Linked DNA regions of Mus musculus: all the other regions are linked to region 3. The links are chromatin loops, found by intact Hi-C in ENCODE. Cell type or tissue: left cerebral cortex. All regions are shown on one strand.

Region 1 (8,000 bases), 48 kb before region 3:
ATAAGCCTGACCTGAGAGGAGAGGCTCAGTCTAGAAAACTGGCGGATGCCAACACTCAGTGACTCAAATCACTGGACTCAATGAGACTGCATCTGCAACAGGGCAGTGTGCCAAGTCAGAACTGGGGGGTGACTGCCTGCAGGAGAACACAACAGAACCAAAGACACAGAAGCAACGACTGACATGGCATTACAAAGAACATGGCCAGTTTGAAAGCTGCCTTTTAAAAGAAGGAGTAGTATCATCAGGGAAAAGTGAACTAGAGATGGCCAAAAGTGAGCTGCTGACGAGATAAGGAAATGGCAAGCAAGGCAACAGCTCTCCTGACAAATGGAGACAGAAAGGTGAAGACAGTGGAATTAAGCAACACTTTGTTTATTCAGACAGCAGAGATCTAATTCCTCTTACCCTCCTTCCTTTAGCCACGAAATAGTATCTCTCCCCCTCCCCTGAGACAGCACCCCCCCCCAATCAAAACAAGCTCCACCCTCGTGGACAGACTCACTGGGAGAGCTCCAAAGAAGTGAGCAGGCTGGGCACTGGGTACACATTCACTGCCGTCAGCCCTGTGAGAAAACAGACAACATGCTAGCAATGGTCTCCGACAAAGAGCAGGAACTAGAGAGGGTTAGAGAGCTGGCTCAGTGGCTCTTCCAGAGGACCCACGTCCAGGTTCCAGCACTACAGCGGGTAGTTCATGACAGCCTGTTAATTCCCGTTTCCTGGGGCTGGGATGCTGCCGGCCTCCATGGGCAACTGCATGTTCCCACACACGTATACACAGGTTTTAAAGGAATAGCTTGTAAACAAGCAACAGCGGTTTTGTAGAGATGACTAAAGATAAAAACTACTGGCAGCTCACTCTGACTGACATTCAACCCTAGTCTGTTTTTGCAAACATACACAACTACTAACTTTGGGGTCTTTCGCATTTACACTACATCACTAATGTTAACACTACAACCACTAATGTTAACAGTACCACTTAGTTTATAACTTGAAAAATTAATACTTAGATTTTTAAAAAGCATTTCTTTTTAATTACATGTATGTGTGTGGCATGAACATACCGTGCAGGAGTCCCCAGAGAGCAGAGAAATTGGATCTCCCCGGAGGTGGAGTTAGCAGGTAACTCTGAGAGCCTCACACGGGTGCTAGAGACCTAACTCAGGTCCTCTTTAGGAGCTCTGAGAACTCTTAACCACTGAGCCATCTCTCCAGGACAATATCTACATTTTTGGTAAAAATAACGTCATTTTTAATTGAAGTATAACGCAGCTAGAGAACCAATCCTAAGTGTATGGATCAGTGAAATGGAACAGCAGTGAGCTAAGGCTCAGACCATCCCCAAGGTATTGCCACCTCCTGAGCATTTCCTCATCTCCTCTTCTAGCCACCACACACTCAAACGTACCACTTTCTACCCTGGTTACAAACAGCAGACAACACCTGCCAGTTATAAAACCAAACTTTCCTCCATGCCCCACCCAACAGGAGGTTTCTGGGTAGCCCAGGTGGCTTTGAACTCATAATCTTGCTTTACTTTCCCAAATACTGGGAGATAAAAGGGTCCATGATGGCTGGAGATGGCAGCTCGGTCGGCCACATGCTGGCTGACCCAGCACGGAGGAAGCCCTGGGCTCTAACCAAGCACTGCATGAACCAAGCACGGTGGTGCACATTTGTAATCCCAGACATACTTTGCTATCTTCTCTTTCATTTTGAGGCAAGGTCTCATGTAGCCCAGGCTGGCCTTGAACTCACTATGTACCTGAGGATGGCCTTGGACTCCTGAGTCTCTTCTCTTGCCTTCCTGCATATGCTTTGGTCTGACTCCACATTATGCTCTGTTCACACTATTGCATGTGGTTATATCTTTTGAATGTTCTTTGTGTGTGTGTGAATATGAAACACATCTGAGAGATTCATTCCTTCATAGGGCTCTGAACAGGTTTTGAACTTTGTTAAAATGTTATAATACCTAGCAAAAATCACTACTAGTATTAATGATGTTACTTAAATTCTTACTGTAAGCATCCCTTCTAATATTTGTTTTCTTGTAAAAAGGGAAAAGTGTTGGGAGATAAAGCAATTTGGTGTCTTAACTGGCAGATGCTGGACTCTCCCTTGCTGCCCCCGACTGTGTTAAGCAAAATGATTACCAGTCAGCCAAATGACTTTAGGCCAGCACCGACCTTATGACCATACCAGGAAACCTAGAGGAAATATATGACAACTGTGCTGCTATTTACTGCAGCTTTTAAAGGGGCTCCTGAGGCGACATCCTCAAGCCAGGGCTGTTTCAAACAGTTTATATGTGACTTTTTCCTGTCACAAGTCTTGATGAATCCTAGATGTCTCTATAACCACTCCCACCTAAGCCAGAGACACTTAACCCTAGTGGCCTAGCAGAGGGACCATTAAGAGTGGTGTAAATACAAACCTTCCTTCGCATGAGAGGTTTGCTGTGACTGGTGTGAGCAAGCTTTCTGCTCACTTGATGAGTCAGCTGGAGCCACAACAATTAGCTCTAATACAAGATTTCTCTCGAGTTATTTTTTTCTTGCCTCCCTTACCAGAAGAGGCTAAGCTGGTTACAGAGAAAGCAGCAGCAGGGACAGTGGAGCTGCGGTGGTGGCTGAGGCAGCACATCAGGACATTGGAGCATGCTAAGCTTAAAGATGACAAAACTGTCTTCTTGAGAACTGAGGAAGAAGCTAAGGAGAGCTACAAGCTTGAAAGCCCGCAGGGCAGCAGTAGTGGTTTCCTGGGACGTGGACTAACAAGAGGCAGCTGAGGAGCAGCCAGGCCAGGGACAAGGATGGCAGAGGAAGTACAGAGAAAGCAAAAGAGGGTAGAAAGCTAATCTGGAACAAAGCAGGGGCTATAAAGAGGCAGAAAAAAGCACCTGCAAGCCCTAGTTGCTGGAAGAATAGCAGCAAGCTATTAAGTCTTCAGACATCCCAGGTCTGGAAGCTATAACAGTGGCTGCTATCAAGGGATGAGGACTCCTGACATTTAGGTCTGTCTAGAAGCTACAATGCCAACTGCTGCTGCAGGCCGAGGAATCCTGACTTCCTAGGCAGTGCTTCACCTGCAGGATTAAGGGCTCTACTACAAAGACCTATGTAGGAGTTGTAACACTAGAGGGAGCCACCAGGCCTGGCTACCCAACTCACTGCCATGTCATGAGGTACAAAAGTTGCTGAAGCCAGCACTCCTCCTCGTCTAGAGGTGGTTTCTAGGTGGTAGAATGTAAGGACCCTGACAGCCGACTGATGGCAAACACTCCATGACTACTTAATGTAGGGCTGCTGGGCACGTAGGTAGGGCTGCTCCAATTCAGAGTGACTATGAATCTATCATCCACACACATGTGAAGTGATCTATGCATAGATGATGAATATGAACCAAGAGAGGAACCTCAGGCATATCAATACACAGTGCCAGTTAGCACTCAAGACATTGTTGTTATTGTTGTTTTGGCTTTTCTAAGGGTAGTGGTAGGCTGAAATAGAAATTGACTTTGTGTCTCAAGCTAGCCTGAAACTCCTGATCCTCCCAAGTACTGGGATTACAAGTGTGGCCACAGCACACAGTTTTTACTCAACAAGCTCTTTTTTATTATTACACTTACTTATTTATCTCTGCATGCATGTATGTCTGTGTCTGTGTCTGCATGCGGTGACATATGGTGGCCAGAGGACAGCTTGTGGAAACTGGTTCTCTCTTTCCACCCTGTAGGTCCAAGGGACAGAACTCAGGTCGTCAGGCTTGGCTGTGATAAGTTCTTTTACCTACAGAGTCACCCTGCAGTCCTGCTCAACAGTTAGACCTGATTCAGGATTCATCTGAGCCATGAGTGAACCTCCATAACATGATGAAAGACAGAAAACGGAAGTCTCTAGCAACATATTCCAACACAGAAAAACAAAGAAAAAAAAGCAGTTTTCCGCCATCATCAGTTAGCTCTTACACACTGATGCCTGACTTGTATGCTTTGCCTTAGCACCAAGAGGCAAACATTTCCCTGAATGTATCATTTGTGGTACAGTTTTAACCTAGAACATGCTGTTTCTGTGTTTAGGCTTTGGTATAACTTACACAGTACACTATGATCATGCAATTTTGTTTCTTAGTCAAAAACTGCTTCCAAGGCTTATTTGCACCAGTACGCAAAGCTTTAGTCCATCCATTTCCGCTATTGTACAAAATCTACCATGTAAATCTATCATTGCTGATTGACCCATTTTCCTGTTAACAGTCCGACGTTTTCACCACAACACAACACAACACTGTGACAATCCTTCTGTGTGTAGGTAGCTCTGTGATAAATGGCAGCAGGAAATCACTGTTCACACAGCTCTGCCACTTCTCTGACATGGTCACCTTCTCCTGAGGTGGTTTCATTCAAATTCTCACTGGCTATAGTGAGGACTCCAGGAGAGAGATACCAAGTCTAGTCTCTGGTCACACTTAGCACGTCCCCCTTCAAACTGAGGATGATAAAGTAGTTAAATTGTCATTTCTGGCAGTTAGTGAAAGTGAACACGTTTCTTTTCCTTTCCTTCCTTAAACACAGAAAACTGCCAAGCATGGTAAGTACACCTACAATCCCAGTACTTGAAGGCTAAGTCTGAAATCAACTTGGGTGGTACAGTGAAACTTCCTTAAAACACTAAAACCTAAACAAAATACATAACAAGCCTAACTGGTAAAGAACTCTCCATAAAAATGGCTTCAACATCATGAGACTGTCTCAAATAGACAAAACAGTGGTCTCTATACACACAAGGCCTTTTACCCTGAAAAGCATTCCCACAGACCATCTCTAGTTGCTGATGAAGCTAATCTCTGCTCTAAGTCATCCCACGTTGTATGAAGCAGAGTGGTTTTTCAGGCTGTGAACAGCAGCTTTGACTCCATTTTGAGGAAGAAGGATGCCTCCAGCCCCTGGGTAACCCAGGTACCAGTCACCACACATCCAGCACAGGCTGATAAATGACTTATTCCTGGGGACCAAAGAGAGCTACCCTGTAAGTTTATTGGGATTAATTGAGACTGTAGGGGCATATGAACATATTAAAATCACATCAAGAAAACTAGGCCCAATAACTTATTGGACATGTCAGGCCAAGAAAAGGGTATGACTCACTTATCTGGAACCCATAAAGGTGACAGACATTAAACACTGTGATGGTATGGGCTTCATACCAACCTACCATCTGATTCCTGGTGTGTGTGTGTGTGTGTGTGTGTTTGTGTGTAGGACTAATGCCTCCCCTACTACTCCTTGAGCTTCAGCTCAGGTAGACCCCATTCTTTATGTAGTCTGTGACTACCTGTTTGCCTTTCTGGACCTGGACCTGCCTGACATGCTGTTTCCTGCTCTTAATCTGTTCCTGACTCTCTGTCTATGGTTTTGCTCAGCCTTTCACCTTGCAGCTGAAGTCTGTCGCTTTGCTCTCAAACCTAACTACAGCAGGTCTCTCCTGGCATTCGTCTGGTTCATTACCTTATTAATACAGACTCTCTGAAATCTCTTAAATTCTGCAGCAGCCTCTTTAGCTTATTTTCATTCTATAAACCACATATATGCATATATACATATGTACTGGCTACTATATGGCATGAGAGTTTGTATTAGTAATTAAGACTGGAATAAAAGAACTTGGATTCACTGCAGCCAGACTACCAGGTTATATGATGCTTCTGTCCGTGTGGATTTTCTGTCACTCTGTCACTGCTACACTCACTGTAGAGAGCACAGTCACTGTAGAGAGCACACTCACTGTAGAGAGCACTGTCATTCTGTTTCTGGCACGTGTGCTCCCTACACTCCTGGGACAGGGTCTGTTCATTCACACTAGAACTCGGAGCGTGTGCTGCTCCATGCGGGCTGAAAGCAATCCTCTGTGCTTTGTGGACTGGAACAGTGTCTTGCTCCTATAATTTAGACACAGCAACATGAAAACAGTGACACAGAAACTAAATGCAAACCTATTCGTGTGTACTAATAACACTTGGTTTATGAATAGGAAAGCTTAGATTTCATGTAATTTTCAAGTCACAAATATTCCAATTTTTAACCCAACTTTTTAAAAATATAAAACCCATTTGTACTGGCTGTTTTTGCATGTCAACTTGACACAACTGAAGTTATCACAGAGAAAGGAGCTTTAGTTGAGAAAATGCCTCCATGAGACCCAGCTGTAAGGCATTTTCTCAATTAGTAATCAAAGTGGGAGAGCCCACTGTAGGTGGTGCCATCCCTGGGCTGGTGGTCCTGAGTTCTATAAAAAGGCAAGCTGAGCAAGCCAGGGAAAGCAATCCAGTAAGCAGCACCCTCCATGGCCTCTGCATCAGCTTCTGCCTCCAGGTTCCTGCCCTGTGAGCTCCTGTCCTGACTGCCTTCAGTGACGAACCACAATGTGGAAGTGTATGCTGAATAAACCCTTTCCTCCCCGACTTGCTCTTTGATCATGGTGTTGGTTGCAGTAATAGAAACTCTTAACTAAGAAACCATTCTTTACAGACTATACAAAAAACAGGGGCAGGACCTCTTTAGCCCTAGGCTGTAAGGATACCAACACCTACCTCCTAACAGAGGCTCTGGTCTGAGCATGCTCAACCACCTAGGCGACCCCTATGACTCTGTAAGGCTTCTTCCTGTACACAGTGACTCTCAAGGCACCCAGCCATGCCTTTTTATGTATATATCCATTGCTTCAGGGCTAACACCAAAGTTAAAAAAGAAGCTCAAGGAGCCACAACTCTATTCTGCAGAGTGGCTGAGGACCACAGGCGCCACCCTTCTCGTCTGAAGGCTCAGACAAGAGGAAGAGCTAAAACAGGAGGTTGGATAGAGAACTCACTGTTCCAACTGGCGTAGAGGGTTCGAAGGGAGAAGCCGCTGAGTGTCAGCTCCCTCAGCTGGTTCCGCTCACAGTGCAGCTGCTCCAAGCTACATAAGGAGCTAAGGTCCAAATCAGTCAACTGATTGTCCCGCAAATCCATGTGCGTGATATGTTTATTTCCTTCCATATTTTCAGTAATCACCGTTTTCAAGTGGTTCATCCTTAATATTCAGAAATAGGAAAATAAATGAAGAGAATTTCTATTACGGGCTTAGGAACATTGTAGAGAGGGCTGACCCTTTCCTCTTTACCAAGCATGAGAATCTCACTACTTGCTTCATTTTTCAAGATACTAAATAGAGAAAACAACCAGTTAATTCTTAGAAAAAGAAGCCATGATCGAGCTAAGTTAGAACCAGTAAATGCATACACAAACTAGACACAAAAAAGGCAATATTCACGAAGAGGTAAATGCTTCTTCGCAAGGTTAGGTGGGGCATGGGAGGACAAGAAAATGGGCAGGCTCTGCGGTGAGCAGGACGCTAAGGCAGGAGCAGCTTCCCTTCCCTGGGGTTACGCCCCCTTTTAATCTAGTGCTAAGACTCGTACGCACTGAGGAGAAAACAGACTGAATGCATAGGGACGGTTCAGACACAAACTTCATACAATGTTTCTGCCTCTTGTCTCCTCACCTACATGACTTAGCACAAACCAGCCCTGTTCTCCTCCTCGTGTATACTCCTAAATCCCAGCCTGTGTCTTTACAGGGCTCACTCTCACCTTCCTGAAATGTCAGCACAGGTAGGTAGATAACTTTGACCACCTTTCTTTAGAGAGCGATGGTCACTATAAAGTAAAACTCATGAGGTTTTAGTAGTGACGCCTTGAATAGCTCAACTACAACACAATGTTATTAAGAAAAAATAAGTGACTCAACAGAAAAATGGCCAAATTTATAGAAAACTAGAGACCGCTAGTCCACATACAAAATGATGTTCAACATCACTCATAAATAAGCAAATGCTCATCAAAACAATGAGCTGCAATGGTGCACGTTCTACTGCCAGTGAAGGGAAGAAAGACTGCTGAGTCCAGTACGGATAAAGGCTCAAGGAGACGGAAATTCTCATAAATGTTGCTGAA
Region 2 (8,000 bases), 200 kb before region 3:
GAAATGGAAATATATTCCAGAGAGAAGAATTAAGTTAAAGAGAGTAATGTGTCTAGGTTAATATCTTGCAATAATGATTTTAAGACTAAAATCATTATATAATGAAGTGATTGATGCAAATTATCACCTAGGAGTTAAGGAGACGTTAGAACACACAACTTCATTCTAAGGACTTATTGAGCAGGGAAGTACAACCACATAGTGAAGAATAAATACGGAACTAAATCCTGATGGGGGGGTTGGTTTGGTTTAAGGAGCCAAAAGGATGTGAGACGTAGATGTTTGTCTTGTCATATGAGGAAGCTGAATTGTAATATTCAGAAGGCTAGAACACAAGAAGCAGAAACTGTAATGGCTCTCTTACACAGGCACCCCTGAGATGCCTATCTCACACAGGCACCCCTGAGATGCCTGGACCCTGAGATGCCCCTCTTACACAGGCGCCCCTGAGATGCCTGGACCCTGAGATGCCCCTCTTACACAGGCACCCCTGAGATGCCTGGACCCGTGAGAAGATGAATTAGGATAAGCATCTTGTGAACAAAGAAAGATAATAAAGATGCTTTGGTCCTTGCCTAAGCATTGGGATCACAGTAGGACTATCCCTTAACAATGTAGGGGGTGGAGGGAAGCTGGGGGTCGGGGGAAGAATCTGGGAAGAGTTAGGGAGGAAAACATGCTCAAACTACATTGCATAAAAACATTAAATTAAAAAACATAATCATAGTTTATATCACTGAGTATGAAGCTTATAACAATAACACCTACCTGTACTAGTGGTTCATAATTCAAGAAATTAAAGTGAAAACATAGCCTGGTAGACTACTGAGGGGAGAGAGAGAGAGAGAGAGAGAGAGAGAGAGAGAGAGAGAGAGAGAGAGAGAGAGAGAGAGAGACCCAAATTAGACTTCTAGGCATACAACACATGGTGAAGAAATTAGGTAATGAGAGCAAAGGTGGTGAGTTTGGGGACACAGCAGGACTCGCTACTCAGAAAAGAAATACAGAGAAGAGGAAATGGCCAGTACACAGGTCCTGGCCTGGCCACTGACCATCTATGAGGCTTTGGGCGAGCATTAATTACCCTTTCTGGTATGCATTCATTTAACTGTAAAAATGAAGTGACAGGATGGATTTATATAGAACTATAGCCTATTGGTTCGCCTAAAGTAATGGCGCTGGATTCTGAAGTTACACTACAGTTCATTACAGAAATAGCGTTGACGTAACGAGGGGAAGAGGTTGCCACGCCTGACTGCTTCGGGTGCATGTTCTGCCTAGCTCCTCAGAAACTTCCTAACAGACATCTAACTCAGATTATTATTTAACCACAGGGAAGACAGACAAACAGACAGACAGACACTATGGTTGATTTCTGACATGATAGCAGTTGAAAGTTATCCAAACAACAAGATGGTAGGATGATGAAACGAGCTGGTCGCTAAGTGAGCACAGCATACCTTCTTTCTCATGGGTACAGCCTAGTAACTTCCTTCTCCCATGTATCTACTATGGGCCCTGGATATCTTTCTTGACGCAATACTCCAGGTATGAGACTCCTTCAGAATACTACAAGAGTACCAGCTCTTAGTCCCACAGATTCTGAGTCTCAGATTCCATGTTAATGGCTTTTTAATATGTATTTTTTGTTTTCTTCTTAACCCAGCCAGCTCCCAAATAATTGAGACTTGATTGTTATATATATATTTATCAAGCTTCAAGGGCACAACAACTGAGCAGTATTGCTCTATTTTAATCCTCTAAACTAATCCATGTCCCTCCTAGCCCAGATCCCCGAGAAATGTGCATTTTAGTACTTATCTGGCTTTCTCTAATCCAGATGTTTTACTCCTGGTGTCTCTGGAACTCTCTCCATATGGTTAATCCTCAGTTCCTCTCTCTCCTCCTCCCCTGGCTGGGAGAATGCCCAGTCCTTACCTTATCAGAGTAGCAGATAGTCTCTGTTTCCCTCTAAAGATGACACCAAAGACAAATTTATTGCTGGGCATGCAGAGTGGAACATATCTGCTCAACACTCAGGAAGCCAAGACAGGAGGATTGTGAATTCAAGGCCAGCCTGGTGTTTGAATAAGCCAATAGTGTGTCGCTATGCTGAATTCCACACCCCTAAGCCCCTTACCCCATAATAACCCCTAGCTTTCGAGCCTCGTGGCCGACATCTGTTATCTCCTGTGTGGATGCATGTCAGTCTGGAGCTCCGTCATTAAACGACCTCATGTAATTACATCAGGGCGGTCTATTCATGATTCTTTGGGTGCACGCCGGATTGGGAATTGAGTGGGGGTTTCCTCATTAGGTTCTATCACTAAGATGGATATACTAATTACCACCAAAGCAGAGAAGAACAGAACCTCAGTGGACACATCGCATTGCCTCCCAAGCTTTCCTTGGCTCAGGCGTTTGAACAGTGTGGCTTCCATGGTCTAGTCTTCCTTGTATATTCTAAAGACTTTTGAACATATGCTACCTCTAAGCCAAATGATACAGAACTTACACAGATTATGTGGAAGAGGGCCTATGCTTTAAGTGCTAGCCATGGAATCATTAAGACTCAGGGTCATGAAACAAAATAACAGACTGAAGAAAGGCAGAAGCAATGGGTGAGCGCTTGCATTTTAAAATTCCACACCCTGAAGATGCCCCTAAAGGTTAAGGGCACTTAGTTATGGCAAGACAGAGAGAAAGGAAGTTACAACGGTACTTAAAGCAAGACCCTTAAATGCCACATGACTGCCTACTGCGTGGGTCTCAGCCGCAGGTCCACAGGGGGGCTCCTGAAGATGACTGAACTACACAAAAATCGTGATGACCGCAATGTCTAGTTGTCAGACTCTCTAACCCTGAACCTCGGCCCTGCCGAGAACACGCTGTTCTGATTCTGCCTATGTGGTCACCCTTCCTTATTTAATTCTGGAAATGAATGACAGCCCACAAAACAGCTCTATATTCCTAAAAATTGACATTGTGTCTCGGTTCTGGTTACTATTGCTGTGATAAAACACCAGGACCAAAAGCAGAGTGGGTAAGAAAGGGTTTATTTGGCTTACACTTCCATGGCACTGAAGGAAGTCTGGGAAGGAACTCAACAGTGCAGGGACCTTAGAGGCCTGGAGCTGATCCAGGGGCCATGGAGGGGTGACTGCTTACTGGCTTGCTCAGCCTGCTTTCTTATAGAACTCAGAACCACCAGCCCATGGGTGGCCCCACCCACAATGGGCTGGGTCCTCCCCTCCCCCATCAATAGCTACTAAAGAAAATGCTCTACAGACTCACCTACAACCTGATCTTCTGGAGGCATTTTTCTCAGTTGAGGTTCCCTCTTTCAGATAACTCTAGTTGGTATCAAGTTTATGTAAAATTATCCAGCATGCATTGCAACACACTTAAAGCCATCCTCTTATATATACAGTGTAAGATTGGCTTAATTTCAGCATCCAGGTTACCTAAGACTCCTCTGATGTTGTTTAGGTTTTTTTTTTTACTTTGAGGGTAAGTGAATGGGTCCAGGACCTCAGAAGGCAGGTCAGGGTAGACAAAAAACAAAAAACAAAACAAACAAACAAACAAACAAAAAATCCAGACATGCAGTCGGGCTGGTAAACAACAGTCTGAAAAGGAAGAGCCAAGCCATTCAAGACTCTGCAGTTTGTGCTTGTTGGGTTGTTTGGTGTCATCAATGGAAACTGGACATTTGTCATTAACTGACTGTCCATTGACTAAGCATCTAGAACTTTTCTCACTGCCAAGAGAGCTTCCACCAGGAAAAAAAAATGTACTGCCACTTCAGACCAAACCTTCTCATTAGTTAGCCTTCTAGAATGAAACCTCTTTGATTCCATAAATACCACTCTCATCTTTCACTGCTGTCCTTACAGGGGACGATAGGCCTCAATCCGTTTAGACACTCCCTGCCTCCCACTTTGCTGCTGCAGGTGGGAGCAAAGCCATGACACATACATGCTCACTCTGCCCCATATACATACAATAGCATGTGCACTGTGGTCAAAGTTCATCTGATCAACTTGATCCAACCCTCCACCCGACACCAAAGGGCCATGCTGCTTGTGTTTAAGGACGCCCAGCAGAGGGCGCACACGACCTATGAGGCTGGAGCGGTACATTCTGCTTTCTTGATTATCTTCCTGAGAAAGGACTTGCCTAGAATTTGATGGTTGAGGCAGGATAGTTCCTAGGGTAGCCTATCTTTTATACCTCCCGACAATCTACAGTAACTTCTGCGTATCAAACCTCAAATTTTTGTAAGAGTGACCCTTTCCTACCTTTTAAGGCATCACAACTCCATCTTCTCATAAGCTCTAGCATCTGGATTAGAGTCTAGTCGTTCCTCAGGCTCTGGTGCCTGGTCAGCTATGTGAGTATGACAAGGGCATCCTCGGACCCTCCCACTCATGGGCTCTTCGCCTCCTCACTGCCTTGGGCTTGGTTGATGCAGCATAGCAGACCTTCCTTCTCATTCAGCTCTCCTACAAACTGTTTCTTTTTCATTCATCTGACCAACTGGGCAGAGACAAGTATATCCTGGTCTCTGCTAACAGAGTCAGTTTCAGCCCAATTCCCTGTCACTGTCCACTTAAGACCAACATCACTACTCAAATCGTTGATAACAGCACTTAAATATTCCTGGAATCCAACTCCCCTTTACCTTAGCAACACCTCTCTGGTACCTGCAGACACTCACCAGCTCTGATGTAATACTACACTGACTATATCTTCTGTCCAGCTGATGACAAGCCCTGGAAAGTCTTTTTTTTTTTTTAATATCTTGAGTGACTCAACACTAAATTCGGTGATTCTTGTTAGAAACTTGTGAGAAAGGAATTTGCAAGAGCCCTCCAGGTGACCCTTGGTGCATAGTAATGTCTAAGAAACCTGGATTACAGGCTAAGACCCAGGGCCAGGAACTGTTGTGTCAGATGGGAAGCAGACTGAAAAAAAAAAGCCACAACAAGCTTATACACAGAAACTCCACCTGGGAGAAATCTGCACGCAAAGTCCTACAAAAGGAATAACCCTAAATGTGGGGTGGGAGAAGTAGGAAAGATGGAGGTAGCCTCTCTCCAGGGAGAAGAGAGGTGTCAATGATCAGTCTTGAACCTGTCCGACGAAAAGACAATATTGTCAGTGATTTCTACAAGAGTATATCAGTGGCCCAGCACGCCAGTTAGCAATCCCTGGGAGTAGGTTTACCCCAAGCACCGTGGAGACCCTGGAGATCAAACTCAGGCAGTCAGATTAAGCGGCAAGCACCTTGACCTACTGAGCATCTTTCCAGTCATTGTAGAGGATTTCACATAGTTAGGGTTTTTTTTTTTTTAATCATGTGTGTACTGTGTGTGGTGGTAACATGCGTGTGAATGCAGGTCCCTGTTGTGTGCAGAGGCACTGGATGGCCTGGGGCTGGAGTTATGGGCAGCTGTGAACTACCTAACATGGGTGCTGGGGAAGTGAACTCAGGTCCTCTGCAAGAGCAGTGTATGCCTTTGCTCCAACCCACAGGGGAAGATGGAAGAGCACATTTATCAGAAAGAGAAGATAACTCTTCTAGTACTATCTCACCTCATTTTTTTATGTTTAAGCCTTTGGTTAACTTGAGATTTTAGTTAGATGTCAAAATAGTTTTTAGTAAGTCCTTATAAAATTGACAGTTATTTTTCTAAAGTTAATTTGGAAGTGGATTTTTTTTTTACAACTCAAAAAGCTAAATTTTTTTCATCTAAAGCTCTTCAGAAATGGTGGCTAAGTTCCCATGTATCCCAGGCTGGTCTTGAACTTGCTATGTGTGGGATGTGGGAAGTCTGAAGGTCCCTGTGCTCACAGATATGGGAAGCAGGAATGTCAAACACAAAATGTTGTTCCTTCCAAGGAACAGATGTCTGACCTGCTATCCACCCAGAAAGCTGGCAGCAGATGTGGTTAATAGCCTAGTGATCTTTGCGCTGTGTGACCAAGACCATCCTGGATCCTTCCCCAGAGCCTCGTTATGAGGTTTTCAATCTGTTGAACCCATCCCTACGGGGAATGTCACAGGTACTTTACAGAGTCTTTATGTCTCTTTGACTAACGTAAGAGGTAGATATTTTGTCTTAAGCTTTGATGTGCATGTGGAATTGAGTTATCACCATGAAAGTTTTCACCAAATTGTGTTGTGCTTAAATATGACTAAAACAAACCACTCACATTCAGACTCCCAAAGTTTGAACCAACTCCAACCACTTAGTCATGTTGAGCCAAGCTACCTTCTGGCTCAGATCATTTCTCTACTGGCTGTGGTGGCACAGAGACCCTCAGAGCTATGTAACCAAGGGTAACATGGAATGAATCCTCCTGCATCCACCTCTGGGATTCAGAAACTACAGGCATGTCCCCAGTTTATACACTGCTGGGGACTGATGATGCAGCTCACGCATACTTGGTGACCACTCTGCAAACTGAGCTAAACCCCTAGCCTCGATTTGTTGTGTCTTAGTCACTGTCCTATTGCTGTGAAGAGACACCATGACCAAGGAAACCCTTACAAAAGAAAACACTTGATTGGGCCTCAATTACAGTTTCAGAGGGTTAGTCTATTATCAACACAGCAGAGAGCATGGAGGCCTGCAGACAGTCATGATTCTAGAGAAGCAGCTGAGAATTCTACATCTGGACCCACAGACAGCAGAAAGAGAAAGTGACACTGGATTTGGCTTGAGCTTTTGAAACCTCAAAGCCCATCCCCCCACCCCACCCCCACCCCTGTGACACAACTCCTCCAACAAGGCCACACCTCCTAGTGCTTCTCAAGGAGTGCCACTCCCTGATCATCACGCGCTGGTAGTCACTCTTATTTAATCCACTACATTTTGAAATCCTAGTCTTGTACATTTCATTTTCACTTTTTACCTGAGGCCAGTTGGCCAGCTAGGCCTTCAGCTCTGTTCAAATAGAAATCTCAAATGCTAATTTTTGCCAACTTGCTGTGTTTCGTAGACTTTGATAGCAGTGAGTGGACAGCCACAGGCAGAAGGTATCAGCGGCAGGCAGCGCCCTCTAGCATTACAGCTATCACAAAAGACTGAGGTCACTCGCTGGGTATGATGATAGTGTGTGTGCTTGTTGTGTGAGTGTTGAGAAGCAGAGACTGGGTGATCCCAAGAATTTCATGGTCAGATATCCTCACTTCATTAGTGAGCCCCAGGTCCCAGCAAAGAGACCCTGTCTCAAAAAGCTAACAATAAGTTCCTGTCTGTTAGCGCTGAAGTAAACTGCTTCCGGCCCCTTTCACGTGATCCATACCACCTCCTTGCTCCTTCCCTTTCATTGTATCTTTCTGATCCAAACCGCCTTCTTGCTCCTTCCCTTTCATTGTATCTTTCTAACAATGTGTAACAGCCGACTCCATCTCAGGCTTACCACTTCTGCTGCTTTTCCGTTTCTGCAGCTCATTGTTCAGCCTGCTCCTTGTCGATCAGGCTCTGTTTTTCTTGTTTGGCCTGCTTGAAAGAAGCCATGCATTAGGCCTAACATGGGGGAGGGAGGAGAGGGGACAGTGTGGGAATGAAACAAACCTCCTGCTTCTATAGCCAGAGGAGAAGTATTTGCAACCAAACACAGCTAACCTCACAGGCAAATAAATGAAGATTGTGTTTGTGCCCATCATAGCATCTTCCTTGGACACCGAGTCACAAAGGAGGTGATTCCTGTTTGAGCTTGAGCAAAAATGGCTACAGTGTTATCTAGAGGTCTCTGGGACCTGTGGTAGCAGAAAGGGCAGTTCAACCTATAACTGGCCTCGCTGCGGTTGCACCAGAGTGAGCAGATCCCTTAAGTTGGATTTGTTTGGTGTGGGAAGCCACATGTGCCGTTGCTGAGTGGCACTGACTACTGCTGGCCACCACGCATAAGATTGGACAAACAACCAATGTGTACATATGCAGGAACATTTTTTGCAAAAACACTGCCTGGCCCAGGCATGATAATGA
Region 3 (8,000 bases):
GCAACAATAACAAAGATAGAGTGTTGAGCTATTATTAGCCACCACTAAATTACCTAGTGCTTCCTTCTTCTCAGGAATGTCTTGCTCCACTGCCTACCTCATGAGGAAGGAACTGCTGGAGAGAACTTCCGAACGGGCAGTGCTGCAGTGGCACTGTCCTCTGGACAGCTTCGACTTCTAAGAGTCAGCTAGCTTCGGGCTGCTCGTTTGTGGATAGTTTGCTTCCTCCTTTACTTTTATAAAAGCTGTTATCACAAACTTACCCAGAAGGGAATACAATTACAACCACACATCACATCAAGCACACGGACAAAGACTCACCATCTAAAGGTCAAGGTTGGAGAGAGAGCTACATCAGCAGTTACAACCCCTGATGCTCTTGCAGAAGACCCGGGTTCAATTCTCAGCACCCACACAGTAACTCATAACCAACCATAAAACAGGAGGCCTGAAGCCTTCTTCTGACTTCCACAGCACCAGCATGCATATAGTGCATATATATACATATATGCAAGCAAAACACTCAGCCCATAAGATAATATAAACCTTAAAAACTGTTTTAAATATTAAAATCTGTCTACAAAGCCAACCGTTTTAATGTAGACCACGAGCTGAGTAGCCACCACTTGTGTTTAATACTTTTAATTCTAAGAATAAAGATAATACATGAGGACTAAGGTCAGCTCAAAGGTAGTCAACCATAAATACTAATTCTAAGTCTTATGCTCTGGCCTGACCAGCCCATCAGAATGTAGAATACTTTAAGGTCGATGTTTCTGCCTTCAAGTAACAGCTCTAAACAGTATTACGTTATGAAGTGTTTCTAAGGGACAACAGGAGAGGAAGAACCTTTCAGCTCATTAGAAATGTTTTGGAATTGGTTGTTTAGAGCCCACATGGCATTCAGGAAGCAAAGGCAGGAGTGCTGCAAGTTCTAGGTCAATATGGAATATATAACAAGTCCCAGACCAGCCAGGGCTACACAACAGTTAGGGCTGAGCAGACAGCTCAGTCAGTGATGTGCTTGGCACGGAAGCACAGGATCTGAGTTCAAGTCACTACACATGAGTAAACTCAGGACGTGGCAATAAATACAGGCAACCCCAGTGCTGGAAGATGGAGACCCAAAGGCTTACTAGGGAGCCAGTCTAGTAAGTTGGTTCAGTAAGAAAGCCTGTCTCAAACAACAAGGTGAAGAGCAATAGATAAAGACATCTGACATCCACCCCTGACCTCCATACACAGGCACACAAACATGCATGCACCTAAACACAACTTCAAAGACATCTATTTTGATAAAAACAAAAGACAAATAATATTCAAACCAGACTGGCTGTAACTTCCTATCATCTCCTGACTGATTAAACTAAACCATAATCTCAAAAGCATAGGAAACATCTGAAAACCTCTTGAGCCTGATTCAGGAACTTGAGAAAGTTTTAGAACTTTGACATACATTCTACGTTGCTCAAACTGGCCTTAGACCCTGAGGCTTAAGTGTGATCTCATGTCAACCTTCTGAATAGCAGAGGCCATAGGTACAAGCCCAGAGCCTTGGCTTAGCAGTGCACTTTTTATAAAATGCTCCAGTGTCCTATGGTCCTTGATATAATCTGAATAAATTATGTTGGCTCAGTCATGTAAGGCTTTTATGAAGAGCTTTTTATGAAAACTTGAGAATAATGTTCATGATTTGGGTGTAAGTATAAAGGAATAAAAAGTCTTTTTGTTTATTTGTTTTGTTTTTCAAGACAGGGGTTCTCTCTGTATCTCTGGCTGTTCTGGAACTCTATAGATCAGGCTGCCCTAGAACTCAGAGATCTGCCTGCCTCTGCTTCCCAAGTGCTAAGATTAAGGCATGCATCAACTTTTTATAAGTATTTTGATGCTTGAGCTGAGGAATAAAACCAGAGCCTTGTATGTTGGAGGGCTGCTGACCCTCCCTGCACTCCTAACCCAGAGCCATGCTCCTAGGCTAGAGAAGTCTTTACAAACATCTCCAGAGAAAAACCTGTGGGCAAACATGACATTCTTCAAGGTTCAGAAAGTCTGCTGCTCACCTCTTGTACTCTTTATAGGCTAAAATTGAGAGAGCGAACCACTCAGCAACTCCAGAGAACTTCTGCTTGCGGGACACACAAGGCCTGTTTCCATGACCATCTATCCCACTTATTTACGAGGATTAGTGTTAACTAATTCAGGAAAGCAAGGCCAGGAAGGCCTTTCAGAAAGACTTTCATGGCAAGAGCTCAATTCTGACCAAGAATCAAGACTGACCGACCCATCACTGGAATCTTTCTAATGATCCCAAAATGAGAGCTTCAGGAACCCTCCATTCATGCAATTGGCCATTTCAACATGACCCAAAAAGGTTACAAGAAAAGTTTTTTTTTTTTTAAATTGACCATCCTCTGCATACCAAAAGCCATTTGATATCTCTCAAAACTATTTCCTCATAAGTTAGTCCTGCAGATCTCTTGCCTGTACTGAATCCACTCACAATTTACAGTTCGTTATTTGCTATCATTTTAAATATCTGGAAGACTTTGAGTAATTACACTTCGATTTATGCTTGAGTAAATTCCAGTGTAGGTAACAGTGTAGGTAACAGTTATGAAGTTAGTCTAAAGTAAACTATGCATTAACACTGGGAGGTGCCAGAAAATAAAATTTCAGTCTACTGAGTATTGGTTTTATGAATTCACTAAGTACAACAAATAAATTTTTCTGCTGCTTCCATCTTTGTGCTACTTTACTAATAATCTTAATAAAAGGAAATATTACTCAACAACAATCTCATTTAATTACTTAAGGTTTGCTTTTAACATTAAGTATCTTCGATGTTTGGCAGACTGGTTTCGAAACACATTAAATCTTAATTTTCTTCCCCTTCTTTGGCAAGTTTTAAATCCTGCCAATTGCTCTTCTAGAACTCTAGAGGAATTCCATTCCACTATTCCAGTTCGTTTATATACTGAACCTACAGAAAAAAATGTCTCTGCACTATTTCAGAGGTTAGTAGAGAACTCCACCCAGTTAGCCACCTTTTAGCCATCTCTGCTGACCTCACCTCAGCTCACCTTCTGCATTCTTCCTGCATAGAAACTTCTTGTCATCACTCACCTTCAAGGCTCCACTCCCCTTTCCCCTGCATCTGTTTTCCTATCCTCCTACTCCCCTGATTCTACCAAAAAGCCCCGCTTAGCTGCCTGTTGCATAACGGCTCCCCCACTGCCTTCTCCCCGGATTGTCAGCCAAGCAGGAGTGCCCCTTCGGGCTCTGCTCTCCCACCCCCGCCCCCCAAACCCTGCAACACGCCCAGCAGGTCCACAGGCAGCAGATCCTCCGGGACTGTCCCCCGAGCGGGAAGCGCGGGGTGTTGCGTCTTGGAGCCGAGAGCCGGTTCGGAACTCCCGCAGCCAGTCCCGAGGGCAGCGTGGCCGCTCCCGCCGGCGCAGCCCGCGCACACCGCGGCGCCTGGCCAATCGCCGCCGCCATCCTCCAGCTGGGGTGATGTCTTCAGGTGTCCGCCGAGTCCTGCGTACTCGCCGCCTGACTCCCGCCAGGCGCGGCCGGCCCTCGGAGCCCCCCGGAATCCGTCCCGGGGCCCCGGGCTAGGCCCAGCGAGGAGACTGAGGTCCCGGGGATGCGGGGAGGAAGGAAGGTGGGGGCAGCGGCTGCCCGAAGGCGTGGGCCTGCCGGGCGGCGGTCAGGGATGGACAGCGCCGGGGACCAGGGCGGCGGAGGCCAGGGCGGGGGCGCGGCCCGGAGGCCCCACAGCAGGCCCGCGGCGGCCCGGCCAAGTGCAAGCGGCCCAGGGACGCAGGGCGGGGGGCGCCCGCCGCCTCGGGCAGCTTAGCGAAGGCGGCCACAGCCCTCTTGCTTCCTCCCTCTCCCTGCCGTCTCACCTTTAGGACCCGAATCCCTCCGGGCCGGCGAGGCGCCGCCGCTTCAGGTGGCTCCGGGGGCTCCAGCGGGCCCGCGGGCACGGGCTCCACCTCCCCCATTGGCGGCCAAGGATTTACAGAGACGCCCGGCCCGGCGCGACAGCGCGAGCCTCGGAGGCGCGCGCGAGCAGCGGGAGGCCTCGCCCCTCCGCCTAGACCCCGCCCCTAACCAAGACGCTCCGCCCCCTTCGGTCCCTCCCCGACCCGCTGGACCTGCGTAGTCGTCAGCCTGGCGAGGCCGGAGTAGAATTGTGGGAGGCTGGCGCCACTGCAGGCGGAGTAAGCCTCTGCTGCGCTCCACCCTGAGCTCCTAGGACCAGGGCGCAGGGAGAGCAATTTGGTACTTTCTGGATCCTCCAAGAAGCGGCCAGAGGAAGTGACAGGTAAGGCCTGCACCTGTTAAAATAGACAAGATACAACCCTCCACCATGGGCGGCGCTGGAATTCTCCATCCAAGACGCTTCCTGCTCCCAAATGTGTCTTGTCCCCTGGCACCCACTGGGGGTGAAAGAACTGTTGCTTATACTCACCTCTTAGGGATAGCTGGCGACCTTCTTCATCAAACCACCTCAAGTACACTAAGCTTTCCAGGCACAGTTCAGTGTCCTTTTCCTGTAATCAAAGTATCAGATTTCCTTTCTCGTCCTCAACCACTCAACCAGTAACATGGTGTGTAAGCCCGCTTTCTATTTTGCAAGTCTTAATTCACCTATTTTAAAAGCTGACTCTTTTTGTTCCTGGAGTGAAAGATAGTTTTGTGGTTAGTGGGCCAAATTATAAGTCTGCCTAATTCCAATTCCAAATCTCAATTGTACTCTTTTTTTTTTTTTTTTCTTTTGGTTTTTCGAGACAGGGTTTCTCTATGTAGCCTTGGCTGTCCGGGAACTCACTTTGTAGACCAGGCTGGCCTCGAATTCAGAAATCCGCCTGCCTCTGCCTCCCAAGTGCTGGGATTAAAGGCGTGGGTCACCACACCCCGTTAATTATACTCATTATTAGATCTATACATTCTATACATGTACAAATTACTTGATCTAATTCTTTCGGATTTTTTTTTTTTTTGAGACAGAAAATTACACATAGCCCAGGCAGACCCGAACTCACTATATAGCCAAAGCTGGCCCTGAACTTTTAGAGTCTCCTGTCTCCACCTCCCCAGTGCAGATGTGCACCACTATGCCCAGCTTCAGGTGGGTCTTCCGTGTTGTTATGGGTATTAAGTCTATGCAACACAACACGTGTATGACTGATGATAGAGGCCAGAAGACAGTGTCGGATCCTCTGGACCTGGAGTTATAGATGGTTGTAAATTGACAGGTGAACTCTGGGAGTTGACCCTGGGTTCTCTGGAAGAGCAGCCAGTGCTCTGAACCACTAAGCCATCTCTCTAGACCCTTGCGTTGGTTCTTAAGGAGTGAATGAACTAGATTAACATCTGCCTGGCCATTATCAAGGTGGATTGGACAGAACAAAGAGCCTAACTCATATTAAAGATTCATAGTAGCCACTGTAATTCTGAAATTCTAGGTTTCCCAAAAGGTGATTAGCATTAAACTGCTCCTACATTTTGTAAGAAGCCTTCTAGATCTCTTCATTTTTAGGGCTTCCTCTCTTATGTATGTGTTGAATATTCAGCCAACTTGTAAGGGATTAAAAAGCAAAACAACTTCTAAGATAACCGGGCAAAGGGTCACTTATTACCCATTGCTTCAGTTTGGCCTGTGCAACTACTTGTCTGGAGTATTTTAACTGTAGGCTTAAAAGCAACAGCATTCGAGATAGACCTGGCCCGCCCTGTCTTAAGATGTTTTGTTCAATTTGGAGCTAATTGACATGTCAAGATAAAACTTTGCGGGCTGGCTAGATGGCTCAGCAGTTAAGAGCACTGACTGCTCTTCCGAAGATCCTGAGTTCAAATCCCAGCAACCACATGGTGGCTCACAACCACCCATAATGAGATCTGACATCCTTTTCTGGTGTGTCTGAAGTCAACTACAGTGTACTGACATATATCAATATATAAATCTAAAAAAAGAAAAAGAAAGATAAAACTTTGCTTCAAAGATTCTGCCTCATACAAATCATTTCTTCTATAAAAGGCGTTTTTTTTGCCTTCCTCTACCACAGTCCCAATCTTCCTTTCTTTGTTTTCTTTTACTACAGTAAGCATGGTTTCTCTCTGTGAAGTTTAATAAAAGGTGAAAGAAAAGCTACATCCCAGGGTTTTCTTTCTACTTTGAAATTATTTCAGATACCTACCTGATTTAGTTGGATTTCTAACCCTGGTTGATTTCACAGCAAACACACTGGTTTTTTGTTTTGGTTTTTTGTTTTGAATGGACCAGGCACCAACATGAAGACAGAAGTAGATAGCCAAGGGCAGGGAAATAGTTGGAGATGGTTTCCAAAAGCCACTTTCTTGAGGTACTACAGATTACCTTTTACAGATCGCATGTGACTTAATCACTTTGGTGTCCCAAGTCCAGCAATGAGTTCATTCTAGGGAACAGCAATGTTTTATAGATGGTTATCTTTTTCCTTATCTGGATAGTAGCCTACACCATCAATTTAAAATGAATCCATATGCTAGAAGCTAAGATTTACTACTTCAAACTGGCAACACCACTTATTAAAAAAAAAAAAAAAAATAGCCCAAGAGCACTGGCTCGGAAGGTCTCAGAGAATCAGTTTTTTCTAAGCAGCTACCTTTAAAGGTCCCCACTACTTCAGATCCAGTTAATCAGCAATAATCAGCTGATGTCTCCTTTTCAGATTATGGACTGCCATTAACATAGCACACTGTCACAAAGGTCACAATTGGTGCTCTCCCCCAGGTCAAGGCAACATGTATGCCAAGTGTTATGTAACCATCATTTCTGGAAATGGTGAACAGCTGAGACTAACCCTAAAAATAAATTCCTCTGGGATTTATGTATGTGTGTGGGGTGTGTGTGTGTATACACAAAACCATCTGCCATCACTGCAGGCTCCTCACTACCCATCATACTAAGGCAAAGAGGCATTAGCATCCCTCCTCTCCTTCCTATTGGGCTCCACACGCCCACTACCTCTCCAGAACACCGTCGAGAAAGAGCGCTAAGGTCAGACTATGTAGAGGAGCCTGGAAGTTCAGATCTATTTACTGATACCTAGCTCCCAATCTTTCAGTGATCACAAAGTCTTCGTTAGGCCCAACCCCAATGTTATGCTACCACAGGATAAGCAGGTCTAGGCGTTGTGTCCTCTGGTTCCAATGTTTACCTGATTTCAAAATTTGAAGGAATTTTTTTTCTGTTTCTCCTTTTAACGTGTGCCTGGGGCTTCATATAAGCTAGGCAAGAACTAAGCTGCACCTCCAACCACTGAACAGTTCTTCCCCCCACATATAAAGACAGCTGAACTGGAGGAGATCACAGAATAATAAGCCATTCATGTGATTAAAATTAATCTTGTAGTTCTGGAATGACATTTAAACCTATGCACAACCCATCGTACTGTTAAGTAAACATCTACTGTCTGTTTACTGTGGCTTTTATAGTTTCACCTAATTATATTTAGATTTCCATCAGTTAAACTTAAATACAGAAACGATGTATTTTAACTACTCCAAGTAGAAAACAAGTTTATAGAAATGTTATCAAACAGTGCCAAAGGGCACTGCTGCATAAAGGAGATAACCTACCCAGGCCCACACCCTCCCCCTCTTCAACCTGGAAACTGTCATATCTTCTTCATTCTCAATTAAGGGAATGTTAGGGATTGTGAGAGTCAAGAGAAAACCAAGAGCTTTCAACCTTCAGCAAAAAACTGTTATCAAGTTTGTGAAGATAATTTGCCATGCCAGCATGAGGACCTGAACTCCCCAAAGCAGGTCTAATGTAATCACAGCCCTGGGGATGTGGAGACAATAGCCACCCAGCTTTGTCTAATGGGTGAACCCCAGGTCCTAGTGACTATTTCAAATAACAAGCAGAATGGCTCCTGAGGAACAACACCTTTACAGCAACAGAGGCTGCCCTTTCACCTGCCTCCCAAGTAAAAAAGGAATTCACG

Evidence for each region. A loop is a pair of places that touch in the nucleus more often than their neighbours do. Peaks named below come from ENCODE experiments on the same cell type or tissue, not always from the same donor. Only the 100,000 strongest peaks of a DNase experiment are listed, where the experiment ranks them.
Region 1: a loop joins it to region 3, with 2.4 times the contacts of the local background. A loop is called at or near these places in 23 of 42 quality-filtered maps.
Region 2: it touches region 3 in a loop (2.6-fold over the local background); 6 of 42 quality-filtered maps call a loop at or near these places.

The regions. Positions count from the first base shown.
Region 1 is chr8:109,912,647-109,920,646 of GRCm38, reverse strand. Phlpp2 (PH domain and leucine rich repeat protein phosphatase 2) reads right to left here. Exons shown (of 19, transcript NM_001122594.2): 9 at 6,876-7,078; 10 at 506-566. Among named protein-coding and RNA genes, the nearest start is that of Marveld3, 46 kb to the left of the region's middle. In left cerebral cortex, a CTCF peak has its summit at 3,143 (motif pointing right); DNase peaks (open chromatin) are centred at 100, 2,754, 3,154 and 6,857.
Region 2 is chr8:110,067,896-110,075,895 of GRCm38, reverse strand. No RefSeq gene overlaps it. Among named protein-coding and RNA genes, the nearest start is that of Zfp612, 7.8 kb to the left of the region's middle. In left cerebral cortex, CTCF peaks have their summits at 4,096 (motif pointing right) and 7,080; a DNase peak (open chromatin) is centred at 4,113.
Region 3 is chr8:109,864,626-109,872,625 of GRCm38, reverse strand. It overlaps Phlpp2 (PH domain and leucine rich repeat protein phosphatase 2), which reads right to left and starts at 4,023. Exons shown (of 19, transcript NM_001122594.2): 1 at 3,909-4,023. The coding sequence starts at 4,007. Gm17344 (a long non-coding RNA gene) reads left to right here and starts at 4,096. Exons shown (of 4, transcript XR_003947453.1): 1 at 4,096-4,330. In left cerebral cortex, a CTCF peak has its summit at 4,216; DNase peaks (open chromatin) are centred at 3,448, 4,114, 5,740, 6,913 and 1 more place; H3K4me3 peaks cover 1,951 bases; H3K27ac peaks cover 1,778 bases.